2 separate regions of the Homo sapiens genome follow, and region 2 is linked to region 1. The links are chromatin loops, found by intact Hi-C in ENCODE. Cell type or tissue: GM12878. All regions are shown on one strand. Links, peaks and the distances in the headings refer to the core of each region. The heading gives the core; the rest is flanking DNA.

The links. Peaks named below come from ENCODE experiments on the same cell type or tissue, not always from the same donor. Only the 100,000 strongest peaks of a DNase experiment are listed, where the experiment ranks them.
Region 2: a loop joins it to region 1, with 4 times the contacts of the local background. A loop is called at or near these places in 1 of 110 quality-filtered maps.

What each region holds. Positions count from the first base shown.
Region 1 is chr18:38,936,864-38,943,945 of GRCh38, reverse strand. No RefSeq gene overlaps it. Among named protein-coding and RNA genes, the nearest start is that of MIR924, 680 kb to the left of the region's middle. RefSeq lists enhancers at 2,458-2,647, 2,698-3,107, 2,358-3,557. In GM12878, for the core only: no CTCF peak of the experiment used is centred there; a DNase peak (open chromatin) is centred at 2,905; H3K4me3 peaks cover 816 bases; H3K27ac peaks cover 1,970 bases.
Region 2 is chr18:38,748,407-38,755,488 of GRCh38, reverse strand. No RefSeq gene overlaps it. Among named protein-coding and RNA genes, the nearest start is that of MIR924, 870 kb to the left of the region's middle. RefSeq lists silencers at 2,800-2,849, 3,279-3,358. In GM12878, for the core only: no CTCF peak of the experiment used is centred there; a DNase peak (open chromatin) is centred at 2,852.

The DNA of each region.
Region 1 (7,082 bases), core at 708-5,707:
AACTGTGGCAACCCACCCTGGTCTCCTTCCACAGTGTGGAAGCTTTGTTCTTTCACTGTTTCCAATAAATCTTCCTGCTGCTCACTGTTTGTGTCCACACTGCCTTTATGGAGCTGTAACACTCACTGCGAAGGTCTGCAGGTTCACTCCTGAGGCCAGCAAGACCACGAACCCACCGGGAGAAACGAGCAACTCCAGATAGGAGGAATGAACAACTCCAGATGTGCCACCTTAAGAGCTGTAACACTCATCACGAAGGTCTGCAGCTTCACTCCTGAAGCCAGCGAGACCTTGAACCCACCAGAAGGAAGAAACTGCGATCACATCCAAACATCAGAAGGAACAAACTCCGGACACACTTTCTTTGAGAACTGTAACATTCATTGCGAGGGTCTGCGGCTTCATTCTTGAAGTCAGTGAGACCAAGAACCCACCAATTCCGGACACACTATGATGTGGCTGCAATTTCCAGCCTATTAGCAAAGTTGTGTAATAACTAGTCAGCTACTTGGAATAGCGATCAGAGTGTATGTGGGAAATCAGAGAAGACTGCATAAAGGCAGTGAGAAGGGAGCTAGCCCTTAAAGATCAGATGGAATGGGTCAGGGCAGAAAACGTGACTGTACTGTCTCTAAGTTATTGAAACCACTCTGGTGCAATTTTGAGAGACAGACCGTGTCACACACCCATGAGTGGGATGCTGACTCAGGTTGGTGCCCATACAATTCTCCAGTAAACTTCTGCTTCCACTGTCTTCGAATGCCATTTGACAATTTCTTCAATCCCTTAAATCTTTTACCTCCTGTCTCCTTTTCTTAGTATAAATGAATGACATTGTTTCTGATTGTTTCATGTTTTTTTGTTCCTGTAGTTAAATTCAGACTTTATATAAAAATACTTTTCTTAGAGTGAAGCACAAGAAATAAGACATTATTTGTTTAGTTGGACATAAGCTACATAATATATTGTTATGTAGTAACAATTCTAATAAGATTATGGAAAGGGCCTACAGAATTGTAAAGAAAATTCATGAAAATCATCAGAAGGGAACACTTAGTAGAGCTTTTGTCAGGTGTTTATTCCTAGACCAATCATACACATCTATGGAAAAAGAAAAAACTTTAGATAAAATAAATGTAGCAGAGTTTATGTTAAAAAAGAACAATTCGCCAGGTGTGGTGGTTCACACCTGTAATTCCAGCACTTTGGGAGGCCAAAGCGGGTGGATCACCTGAGGTCAGGAGTTTGAAACCAGTCTCACCAACATGGAGAAACCCTATCTCTACTAAAAATACAATATTAGCCAAGCGTGGTGGTGCATGCCTGTAATCCCAGCTACTCATGAGGCTGAGGCAGGAGAATCGCTTGAACCTGGGAGGCGTAAGTTGCAGTGAGCTGAGAGCACGCCATTGCGCTCCAGTCAGGGCAACAAGAGCGAAACTCTGTCTCAAAACAAAGAAACAAACAATTCATGAATCAGGCAACACTCAAAATTGCAAAAGGTTCAGAGAGCTTTGTTCCAGCAAGTTTTCACAGGCTGAACGCAGAAGTAAAGTAATTCCTGGCTGGCTGTAGCTAGGCATTTGTCTTATTTGGGTCTGGTCTGGTCTGATCAAAAGCTCCTAATTTTATAACCAATTGGCTGTTTGAATGTTTGTTATTGGTGGAAGCTCTTTTGTTTTGTTTTGAAGTTCTTTTGTTTTATTTCTGTAAGTCAATTACAGGAAATGACTCCAAGTTAAGTTTCAGTTTGCTTAACTAAGAGCTTCTGGTACAAACTATCTCTGTCTAATGGCCCCTTATTTGCTTTAAAAGAATGATGTTACATGTTACAAAAGGATCCACCAGGAGCCTTTCTGTTATAATCACGTGCATTGGGGTTGATTGAAGAAGTCCAAGAAAAGAATGCCTAAGAAGACAAATCTTTTGTGAACTTCACTTACACAAGGTTAACAAAATGCAGACCCTTTTCCACTATATTAGCAGTTTGCCTCCCTCACCCCTGCTGAGTCCTAGCAAAATGACACAATGATTGAGATTATTGCCAAGCCAAAGCGTGAGCTGTGAAGGAAAATCTCCAGCCTCTGCCTAGAAATGAAGCACAGTTCGAATGTCCTTCTCTAACTCTAAACTGCAGCTAATTGCACTGTAGAGCAGTGGCTTTCAGCGCACAGTCCCAGGACAGGCAGCATCACTGTCAGTTGCGTCACCTGAATACATCACCTGAAATTCTCAGACCCTAACCCCAAACTACTGAATCAGAATCTCTAGGGTTGGGCCCAACAACTTGAGCTTTAACAATCTCCCCTAGAAGATTCTGAGATGAGAAGTCTTCCTATTGAAGGTTTTTCTCAATTGAAGGATTCATGGTCTCACGGGCTTCAAGGAATGAAGCCCTGGACCACAGCGGCTAATGTTATAGCTCGATTAGAGAAACGCGCAGACCCAAAGAGTGTGCTGCGGCAAGATTTATTAAAGCGAAAGTGAAAGTAAAGCAAAAGCGAAAGTAAAGCAAAAGCGGAAGTAAAGCAAAAGCGAAAGTAAAGCAAAAGAGAAAGTAAAGCTTCCATGGGGATCCGGAATGGCTGCCGTTTCTGGCTTGGGTGTCTTAGGCTTATGTCCCCTTATGACTCCTCCCCTTTTCCTTTTCCTGTCCTGTAGGATTAGCTTATTTTCTATCCGCTTGTGGGTTGGTGGGCCTGCTTGGTTAAAAACATCAGGCTGCAGCTAGAGCTTAAACTCCCTATATGATTGGTTGAAGTTTCAATGCCTTAGTTTGCAGCTGTGACTCATTTTGGCTTAGAAGAAAGTCCCCTTTGATTGCTTGAAATTTCAATCCCTTAGCTTGCAGCTATGACTCATTTTGGTTTAGGGGAAAGTCCCCTTTCATTGGTTGAAGTTTTAATCCCTTCGCTTGCAGCTATGACTCATTTTGGCTTAGGGGAAAGTCCCTGTTGATTGGGTGAAGTTTCAATCCCGTACCTTGCAGCTATGACTCATTTTGGCTTAGGGGAAAGTCCCCCTGGGGAAGTCCCTGTTGACCCAGGAAGTCCAGCCAACTTAGCCACTTAGTCCCTCAATTCTGATATATGTCAAAGGTTGATCCTACTTTTCTAGACTCTAGAATCTAGAATATTGTTATTTTTTCAACAAGGTCCTGAAATACAAGTCAACTAAAGAAATTTGAATATTAGCAAGAAAAGAGCAGGATTAAATGGATGTTCTAAACTTGTTGAATGAGTGTGCTTCTTATCACACAGGGCATCTGCAAAAGTTTGTTCTCTTTGCTGATTTAAGAAAATCATTCAAATAATTCTGAATTTCATCACTTCTGTTTGCACACATTTGGCTTTACTGCACACCAGTAGCTCAGATTTTCCAGGATGGGAAGATGAAAGATTGGAGACTTAGCCTCAAGAAACTCTTAGTTTGATGTTGAGAGGCAGATGCTGAAGAGAGGAGGCAAAAGACCTAGACAATAATAATTAAATTACAGCAAAATGCCAGCAATAATGGAAATGCCATTAAGGGAGGAGGTGAGAAAAATAAAGTGGCTAATCCTGTTGAGAAGCAGTTCACAGAGGCTTCTCAGAAGAGTTGGCACCTGGTCAGTAAAGAATAATAAGTAGAAGTAAAGTCAACAACATTGGGGGTGGGGGGTGGGGGTTCATTTCAGAAACACGGTAGGCAAAGGAATAAAATTTTAAAACTGGCATTTGAGAGGTAGAGGAAGTAATGTTTCCAGAGAGGAGGCCACAGACTTTTATGGGCTCAAATAACAAAGGCTTTTCCCACCACGCTTATAAGGTTATGCTGAACATGGTAAAAATGCTTCCTTCCTGGACAGGATACTCTGCTGTTCTTATTCCCCTCCTGGGCATATGTCCTAACTAATTTATTCAACACTACCCTTATTGGAGGTTAGTTGTGCATTGAAAGGTGACAGGTTGTTGACCCTGAGGATCCTTAGCAATTAGCAGAAACTCAGTAATCTCAATTCCTCTTGAGTGTCTCTTGATTTCACAGACCAGGAAAGGGCTGAACTCTATTTTCTATATTTCCATAAATGCTTTCTACAGGGCTCTCTTCCAGGTGGTATTGTGGATGGAGTCTGAAGGAGAAGACAAGTTCCAGATAAACCTGACCTTACCTTTTTAGAAAGAGATGGGTGAAAAGAGATGGGGGCACAGAGGTGACTATCCAGACCAGCCCTATGCACTAATAAAAAAATTTTCAAGTAGCTCGGTTTATTCTTCTCTTATTGTTCTTGTAGGGAAGGCATTTAAAATTTTATCTTTGCCATTATCTCACATCTTAACCTTCAGGAAAGGTAACAAGAGTTTTTCACAAATTTGATTCCTTTGAACTACCAAGGCAGACAAAAAAGTAATGATGTGAAATACATATGGTGTCAATGAGAATTGATGGAATATAAATGGCTGAGGATAAGCATGAATACTACTCTCCCTGTCACATACACACACACACACACACACACCACCCCTCAAAAATAGTACTTGAAAGAATATGGTAAACATAAATGTAAATTAACTTAGAGAGAAGACTAGTTACATAAAAATTAAGTGACTTGACTCATATTTCTCTATTAAAATACTCATTAATAGCAATGGCAATCGATTTATTGTTTTGCATAAAGTCATCTAATAATTCATATAAATTCATTTTAATTGTGAATTTCACAATTCTCCCCTTCTTAAGATATTATGGGCATCCTCAGTGTATCAAAGTGTGTATATTCACAGTGCATTTGTCTACTTCATCTCTACTTTCAGCTAAAGATTGGGAGAAAGGAGGAGGTAATGAAATCTGTAAAAGAATCTTGAAAAGTGGAAAACTTTCCACTTTTTCTCCAAACCTGGAGAGAAAATCTGGACGACTTTAAGCCAACCTGAAGGTAACTCCTTCTGCCTGCTTGTGCCCCCACATCCACCCCAGAAGGGCACTTCAGTTTACTTGCTTTCTAAGATTTGACATCACTCTGGCGAGATTCAAAATGTTTATGCTCCGAGCGAGGGAACCTTTTTCATTGTTTGCCAATCTGTGTCAGATTTAATCTAGATCTGTAAACACCAGTGCATTTTCGATTTTGATGCAATTTCCTTTAATTTACCCTACAGAGGAGGCTTTTTGTTGTCGTTGTTTTCTTTCTTTCCTTTTTCTTCCTTTTGGTAATCTAAGAGTAAAAAATCCCTGAACCAATTGGTCAATCGATTAACAAATTAACTGCTAAATAATGGATTGGGCCCTGTCTACATGGTGACAGGGTGCCCAGAATAAAATATGTCTCTACAATACTTCTTTGAACACATGCCTAACAAAGCAACACTTGCTTTTCCTAACTAGTTTACACAAATGCCTAGAAACCAAATAGAAAAACATGGACCGATAATATTTTATCATTCATACAAGCTGAACAGAAATGGGCATTGCATTGAGAAATGAACAAAACTCGTTTTCTCTCGAATTAAATTTTAATGTAGCAGAACTTTACATGATCTTTTGAACATAAATAAATGCAGGAAGGCAACAAATTATTTTCCACTGCTAATTATGCTATTTATACTGAATATGGTGTAAAAGTACATAAGAAATAATGTTACTAAATAGATAAAAATATTAGAGTGAAAGAAATTGGAGGAAGGAGAGGATGACAGAACCATATAATGAAGTTCGTGTTATGTAAGAATTATCCTTCACAATTTTTCAAGTCTTGGGTATTTACTTAACGGCTTTTAGTCTGGAATAATGATGATATGAATAATCATCTGAAGCCAAGGCTGTAGTTTAGAAACCTAGTCAGAAAGGATGTAAGGAAAAAAGAGGGAGCTGTATATTAAAAGGAGGATATTTAGGAATGCTCTTTACTGATAATATTCACATGACTTCTGAAAAGAACATCACAGCAGAGAACAGGTCTCTCTCCCCAACCCACATTCTCCATTCATTTTGGGTTGTTCAGACTGATGGTTTTGAGGCATGTATGTGGATGGATTTAGATTGGAAGCAATTTCCAAATAACCAGTTTGAAGGATTTTCACAAACTAGATTTTTAAGCTGTATTTACACAATGCAAAAATCAGCTGAATGTTGGGGACCCAGGTTGGGAAGCAGTTGGTTGGCTTGGACAACCAGAAATAACCTAAAAAATATTTCCTTCTTTATTAAGTGTGATCCACTTTTATTCAGAAAGTGTTATTGATTGACTATATGCACGACCCTGTTTTGAATGTGTGCTGTTGGGGGCGGTTTGGAACTCATCCTGGAAAATCACTCATAGAATCATATAAAATATATTGGAAGATAAGATAAATGGATATAAATAAATGAGAAACAATACCAGCCAGAATGATCAAGCATTTGATTTTGGTATCGGTTTGATTGTGGTATTGGTAGACTGAGTTAGGGTGGAATGTAAACCATTTTTAGACCAAAACAAATTTGGAATTAAATATTAATTATCAATAATTATTTTTCAAAAGAATAACTAGATTACTTGACAACATTTTATTTTAGTGTGGTTGAAGGGAGTGGAGTGCTAATTAGAAAGTGCAGAGTTTCCAGGCTGAGACTGGGAGGCTGACATCTAGAGAGGACAACCTGGCATTGAGGGTGTCTCTCCGGCTAAGGGTATTTGCAAGTTCTTAAATGTGAGAGGTAGAACTGAACTTTGACACTTTCAGGACTAAAGGCACAGCAAAAGTAGTATATGGGTGTGGGGTGTGTGTGTGTGTGTGTGTAAAAGAGAAGCTAATAACATGAGCAATAAATACGCTGATAGGTTGATAAAAAAAGAAAAAAGAGAGAGAAGGCATCAATATTCATAAATGAAACAGAGATATCAATACAGATTTGACCAACATTTAAATTATGTGAGGATAGATATTGCAAACACATTTTTGCTAATTTTAAAATTTAGATAAAATGGACAAAATTATAGAAAATAAAATACCATCCACCCACATGGACACAAGAAGTATTTTAAGTAAATAAGTTGAATCCATAAGCAAAATTAAAAACTTATACGGTTTAAGGATTTAATTTTATCAAGTACTTAATGAAGA
Region 2 (7,082 bases), core at 767-5,766, 190 kb after region 1:
TTTATCACGGCATCTCCATCCCTCACCTTTGCCCGTCTCTGAGGCAAGTACATTGCTGTGCACCCTCTCTCAAGGGTAAACTTTATTTATTCTTCTGAGTGGAGGAGGAGTCTCTTGACAGCATGGACTTTGAATTGGAAACTTTGTCTCAAACTGTTCTTTTAATAAATGCCAAAAAAAGTCCACTCTATTTTCAAACCCAATCTGAAACTCCCAAACTTGACAGTATCTGATACTTCAATTTCTGACTTTTTTTTTTTCCCAGAGTGGATCATATTTCTGTGTTTTATACCATAAAACTAATTATCTTCTCTAACTCTCCAGTCTGCTAAATCAGTTATTACTCATACAACTGTTTAGTCAAAAGTTTTGCTTGCCGTTTTAGTTTGATGTTTTCTCCTGTTAAATTTTCTTTGTTTTTGTGGGCTTATTTTTTTGACAAGTTGCCATTGTAATGGAGTTTCAAGAAAGAAGAGCTACAAATGTATATGTTTTTGTTCCAAAATGTACAATTAAATTATTTTGAACAGAAGGATAGATACAGAGAAAGAAAACTGGAAATACCACAATTTCTTAGAACAGTTCTTCTGTAAACAGCAAGCACACCTGTAAATTATTTTTTGTAGCAGAGTCATTAATATTGTAGGTATATTTCAGGTTTCTTTTTCAGTACTACTACTGCAACTCTGGTGTGTTGAAAGAGTGATCATGCTACCCAAAAAGAATTGTTTTCTCTTTTGTAACCCTTTGCATGTTCTGTGTCCAGTTGAAACTTTCTGGTACTTCTTTTCTTGTTTTAACCTGGGAGACTCTCTTATATACCTTAAATATAGTAAAAATATCATTATATTACACATATGTACCACTGATAGAATTGTTTTAGGTAGCATAGATGGCTAAATTGAACAGCAGAAGTCTTCCCAAATAACTCGCCATTCTCTCTACTCCAATTCACTTTCCAATCTCTAACCCACTAGTTTTCCTACTCACATTTTTGTGCACTTTAGGAATTATTTAACTCTGCTTGTTACATATATTAGATTTATTTATGAAGGTTGAGTGATGGAAAGAGACTTAAAATCAGACAGACCTAGATTTGAACTTGAATTTGGCCTTCCCTGCTAGCCACATGACCTGAAACCAGTTATCTAATGTCTCTGAGCTGCAGTTCTGTAATCCTTAAAATGGGAATAAAGTAGCACACACTTCATTAGGCAGTCATGAAGCATAACGCATGTGATAAACTGAAAGAGTACAGCTTTTTTTCCACATATTTGTTTGCAAGTGATAAATATATAAACCATTAAAAGTTAGAAAAGAGGTCTATATTTTGATGAGCCTTTATACATACTATATTCAAATATTTTAAATTTGAGTAACTAACTGAGCTGACTGAAAAATCTCTAAAAATAAAGACAAGATAATCAGCAGAAAAACAGAATGAAAAGGAAACCTGAAATTGGCAGGTTTGGTGAGGAACAGTCATTTAACTAGGATACCTTCTGACCATAAAGTCTGTTTTTTTTCCTAGTTCAGGCTAAACATTTTATAATATGAATTTAGTTATGTTTCCTGATTATATCTGGCACCCTGAGTGATATAATAAAAAATATCAACAATTTTGTCAATCTCTACCCAGTGCCCTTAACAAACCATGTTCCCCTCAGAAACACAGAGACAATCACAAATACTGCTATTAAGGATTCACATTCTGTGACCTCTAGGGCTTGACCTCTTGGAAATATGCATTGTTCTGGGAATTCAGAGAAGGGAGAGAAATGCAGACTGGAAGATATGAGGTTGCAGATGGGAAGAGGCCTTAAGTAAAGACCGGAAGCATGTCCAGGGTTTGATGGTTTGAGGAGAGTGGGACACATTAAAGAAGGAGAATAGTTTAATTGAAGACCCAGACAGGGGCATGTGGAGAAACATACAGGAGACTGATGATATCAGAGAAAACCACAGCCATGGTTGGACAACTGGAGTTGGCCCCAAAATATCCAAAAGATTTGATTGTAAAATAAAAGTTCAGAGAAGTGAAGTGACTTATTCAAGGTCACAGAGCCAATGAGTAGCCAAGTCATAAATGCATCCTTTAGTCCGGGCCTCTTTTTGATTCTGTGTTCTAAGGTTCCCACGGAGTTTGAGTCAGCATTCTAGGTATTAGGGCAAATACATAGAGGCACACACATTTGATCAATTTTTATAAGAATCGTAAATTCGGAAATCCACACATAGTCAATGCTAGTAACTGTCACCTGGACCTGATATAAAAGCCAGGTCTGAAAATGCAGCCTGAAAATGAGCCTGCTTCAGTCTGGAGTTTTCCATTCACACAGCGAATACAGCCCACATCTAACAGACACCCTGTATGATATGCACATGAGTTGCATATGGATAACTGCACACTGGTTACATGACTTCTCGCTGAGGCCCTGCTTCCCATGGCATTACACTGGGCATCGCTTAGGCCCACAGTACGTCTCATGAATGATTTGCTCCTTGCACTGGTCCATGTCCTGTTCCTTTTTGCTCATAATAAGGTAAAGTGCCCCAGCACATTTTTGTCTCCTACTTATTCCTGTTTCTGTGTTCCATTTCTTGGTTCTAATCTCCATTAAAATAAAGACTAGAAAGGAGAATATCCCCCAAATAATGGGTAGAGTCTTGACATCAGGAATGGTACTCTATACCTAATTGGGCACAAGTCATGACTTGGCTACTAACTGGCTTTGTGACCTTGAACAAGTCACTTTACTTCTCTAACTATACCCAACTGGGCACAAGTCATCATCTACCTTCTTTCTGTTTTCCTGAAATGAGTCACTGTCTTCTCACCTTCTTTGTAAGCTCCTCTATGCAGGAACTGTGCTTTATGCTTTGTCCTCCAACCCACAAAAACACAAATTGCCCAGCCTAAAATTTGGGCATCTAGCATCTAACAACTGTTGATTGATGGGTGGATTGGTTGAAAGCAGAATGAGTATTACTGGCCAAGTAATTATGCTGATGGATGAAGAGAAAGGAAACGAAATTCATTAATGCAAGTATCATTGTAGCCTTCTCTGCAGCAGTTTCCCTATTTTTGTGTATCTTGTTTATCCCCATCTCCCCTGGAATGCCTTGTGTGGTTATCCAAGAATATCTTCCCTACACTTTCTCCCCCTCATGTAAACTCTCACCTCTTTCTTCCCCTGGTACCTCCTGTGCCTTCTCGGGGTTTGAATTCTTAAAAGAGAACATGTAAACATTCTCCTGCAGCCTGCTGCCTGCCAGAGCCAAAGGCGTTGTCAGCGACAAGCCAGCAGCGGCAGCACGGTGCTGGGCTGTGTTTTTGCAAGTACAAGACAGAAAATCCATGTAATTACCTCTGAAGCCTGAGAAGCTGTGCCGCCTGACAGAACAGCATGTGTAGGAAGCACTTTGTCAGGACTCTGCTGACTAATTTCCCACTCCACCTGGGGTTGTGTGTGTGAGTGTGTGTGTAGGCGTGGGTGTGTGTGAACATGCTGGCGTCTGTAAGTCCCACCAGCAGCTCCCTCATATTTAACTCCAAGACTCCAGCCCCTCTCTTATTTACTGGCAATCCCAGCACTGCTTTATCTTAATTCAGAGGAAATCTGGGCTTTGGAAGGCCCTCAAGATAGCCTTACAACATGGCAGGAGGCAGTCTTCCCTTTCCCTGGCATTCAGTGCCGCTGTTCAGAAATAGAGCAAAATCTACTTCCTGCAACACATTGGCCATAAAGAAGTCCAAACCCGGCATTCCTGAAGGTGAGAAAACCAAATCTTCCCAAAGTAGAGTCCCTGCTTCATCCTGAGAAGCTGTAGGACCCAGAGCATCTCAACACGTGCTCTTGGATCTTGCACCCTCATTCATTTAAAGGTGTTGCAAATTAGCTTGAATGTCTAGGTCCACTTTCCAGGGGAAACCTAGACTGAGAGGGAAGTCCCATGGAGTCAAAGAGGAGGGATATAGTTATTCTTTATCTTGCCTTACTACAATTATGAACCTTGGATGATTCTTTACCTCTTGCTGACTGATAACCACATATGATGAGGGGATAATTGAGTGACAGAACTGGGTTCAAAGCATATGGCTGTTAGTGACTACATTGGGGCTTTCCCCACGAAATTGCAATATCTTAAGGTAGAAGGTTTGGTCTTTTTTTCCTCCATCTCTGTATCACCAGCACATGTAACAGTGTTTGGCACACAGTAAGGACACAATAAATATTTGTTGAATGAATGAAAGAATTAATAAATGAACGCATCAAGACAATTCAGCTTTCTAAGTTTCTTTTTTTTTTGACATGTTAAAAAAAGTTCAATAACATTTATTTCCAAGGTTATAGTGTAGTTGAATGGAATAAAACAGTCATGGGACTCTATATAAATAGGCACTACCTTATTTCCCTATCATCAAAAACGAACAGCTTAAGGAACATTTTTCCCCAATTAATGGTTGGCACCCTGAATATGATTCACTCTATGACATGCCTGGAGTTTTGCCATGGACATGTTTGGCATCATGTGGAGAAAGAAATAACCATAAGGGGAAGCTCACACTATTGTGTAGAAACTTGTTTCTCCCTGTAGCCTGACAGATAAGTTCCAAAATCTATAAGAATCCCAGTAGGAATCTAGGAGGCAGGCATACAGCTCAGTGGGCAGCCAGTGTTAAGACTCGCTGCCAGGCCTTCTGGATCCCTTGGTTGCAAATCCCACTCCCCGCAAACAGAGAGGCTGTGCTTTCAATCCATTCCCTTTCCAATTGCCTTGGACGAATAATTTGATGCACAGATTTATAATAAAAGATAGGGAGCTGGAGATGAAACCCTTTACTTGGATATTTGCATTTTATGAGTGTACACCTAAATGTAAAGAATGGGTCAGTATTAGTGACATTTAAGGTATCTGTGAAAAATAAATCTCTGACTGCTTGAGATGTCATAAGGAATGGTCTATCGTACTGTTGTACATTAGCCACCCATCACTGTGCCCGCTACACATGGGCTATCGATGAAGAGTGGGTTTCAATTTTACTCATGAAGCTGGCTTTGCTACCAAGTTCTTTGAGTGGGAATACTCATTGGCTTCAACCTATTGCTTTGATAAACTTTACTTTTTTGGAAACTTTGTGTTTGGAAAGTATGAGCAGTCATATATACACAACATCACTGGTGTTAGATATAGAAGGTGGCTGTAATCAGCCAAACCAGGCCCCAACAATTCCCCATAGAATGTCTGCTAATGTTTTGTCAGCTGAGTTTTATATGACTTAAGCAAAAAGACAGAGCCCCATGAGCAGCATGGCTGGAATTATGAGAGCTAATAATGATAATGATGAATAATTCATAAATGATAAATCTGTGGTGTTTCCTACATAGAGATTTCTCTAAAGGACTTGGGCTGAGAGACTTAGGCAGCAAAGCACTTTCTAAGCATGCAAGGGTTAATGAAGAAATAGAGCAAGACTAACAGGAATTCTTTCTCTGTTGGCCCAGGATTTAGTGCCAGAGGAAGCGGCTTTGCTTTTCTCTCCTGCCCCTGACCCTCAGGCTACCACCTTGATTAATAAACCCAATCATTTCTGACTTGTACATGCTACTGTTCATGCTACCAACTACCCCTTTTGAAAAATCTAACCTAAATAAGAACTTCCATTCCCCCACAGTAAATATTGAAGTTTCTCAAATCTCTAATAATAATAAAAGTTTGTTAGTAAGAAGACTGCTATGGTGTGACTGTGTCCTCCTAAAATTCACATGTTAAAACTGAATCACCAAAGTGATGGTATTAAGAGGTGGGGCTTTTAGCAGCCTTATAAAAGAGGTGGAGAGAACTGTTCACCCCTTCCACCATGTGAGGATACAGCAAGGAAACAGAGCAGCCCTCGACAGACACTGAGTCTGTTGGTACCTTGATCTTGATTTTTCAGTCTCTGGAACTTTAAGATAAATTTCTATTGTTTATTTGCTACCCAGTCTCAAGTATTTTGTAATAGCAGCAAGGATGGACTAAGCACCAAAATTGTGTGGCCCCAAATTTTCAGGGTTTTGTTCTTACATTAACTTGTAAACTGTATTTCTATTATACTTGGCCTAGTTTGAAGAATTGGTCAATAAATTGACTCCCCTTATATCTCTAACAGATATCAGTTTCGTCTTGTTCCAGAAAATTACTTTTCTCTCTCTTGTTTTTGTGAGTTCTAAATAGGGTGTGAGATAAGAATTAAGCCTACAACTGAAAATATTAATTATTTCTGTGTGAAGAGTAAGTGGTAGCTTGAGGATTCATGAGAAGAGAATGAAGCAAAAGAAAGCATAGGATGGGAGAAAGTGTTCATGAAATATCTGGGCAGAAACTGGAAAAATAAGGATCCACATCAACAAAAATGATCTGCCTGTATATTAAAAATAAAACACTGCACTGAAGTCCACTAAAACATTTTAGTGGACAGCACAGCAGCATATTCACTGTTTCTATGCCCAAGGAATGTAAAACTGACTTGATATGCAGGGCATTAAGAAATAAACAAAAGTAGTTACATAATCATACATGTGACAATATGGGAGATGTTGGGGAAAATAGACAATTAATTGTGAAAGGAGTAGTAGTGAGGACGTACTGTAAGTTTAAAGGCCTAAGAAAGTCTGAAGAAACTCAAACCAGATGCTATCTCTGTTTACAAATTCTAAATGCCTGGTTTCACACAAATGCATCGCAAATATGCCCCCACAATAAAACAAGTTCTGTGAAAGTTAAATAGCATATGCTACTCAGAGTTCACTCTATGTAGGCAGCCAGTCTCCCCTAAATGAACAAGAGGGTGGATGGGAAAGATAACCAGTAACATCAGCTCACTGGACAGGTTTTTCTGAATGCCCTTGAACCTCAAATAAGACTGGGAACTTACAGAGACACAAAGAAAGTGAAGATGTGAGCATTTTCCTTTGTCTGTCACTTGCAGACTGCGTGGCCTTGGTCAAATAATATCATTCTGATCTTGTTTTCCCTTCTGTAAGGACAGAATAAGCTGGGAGTGGTGGCTCACACCTGTAATCCCAGCACTTTGGGAG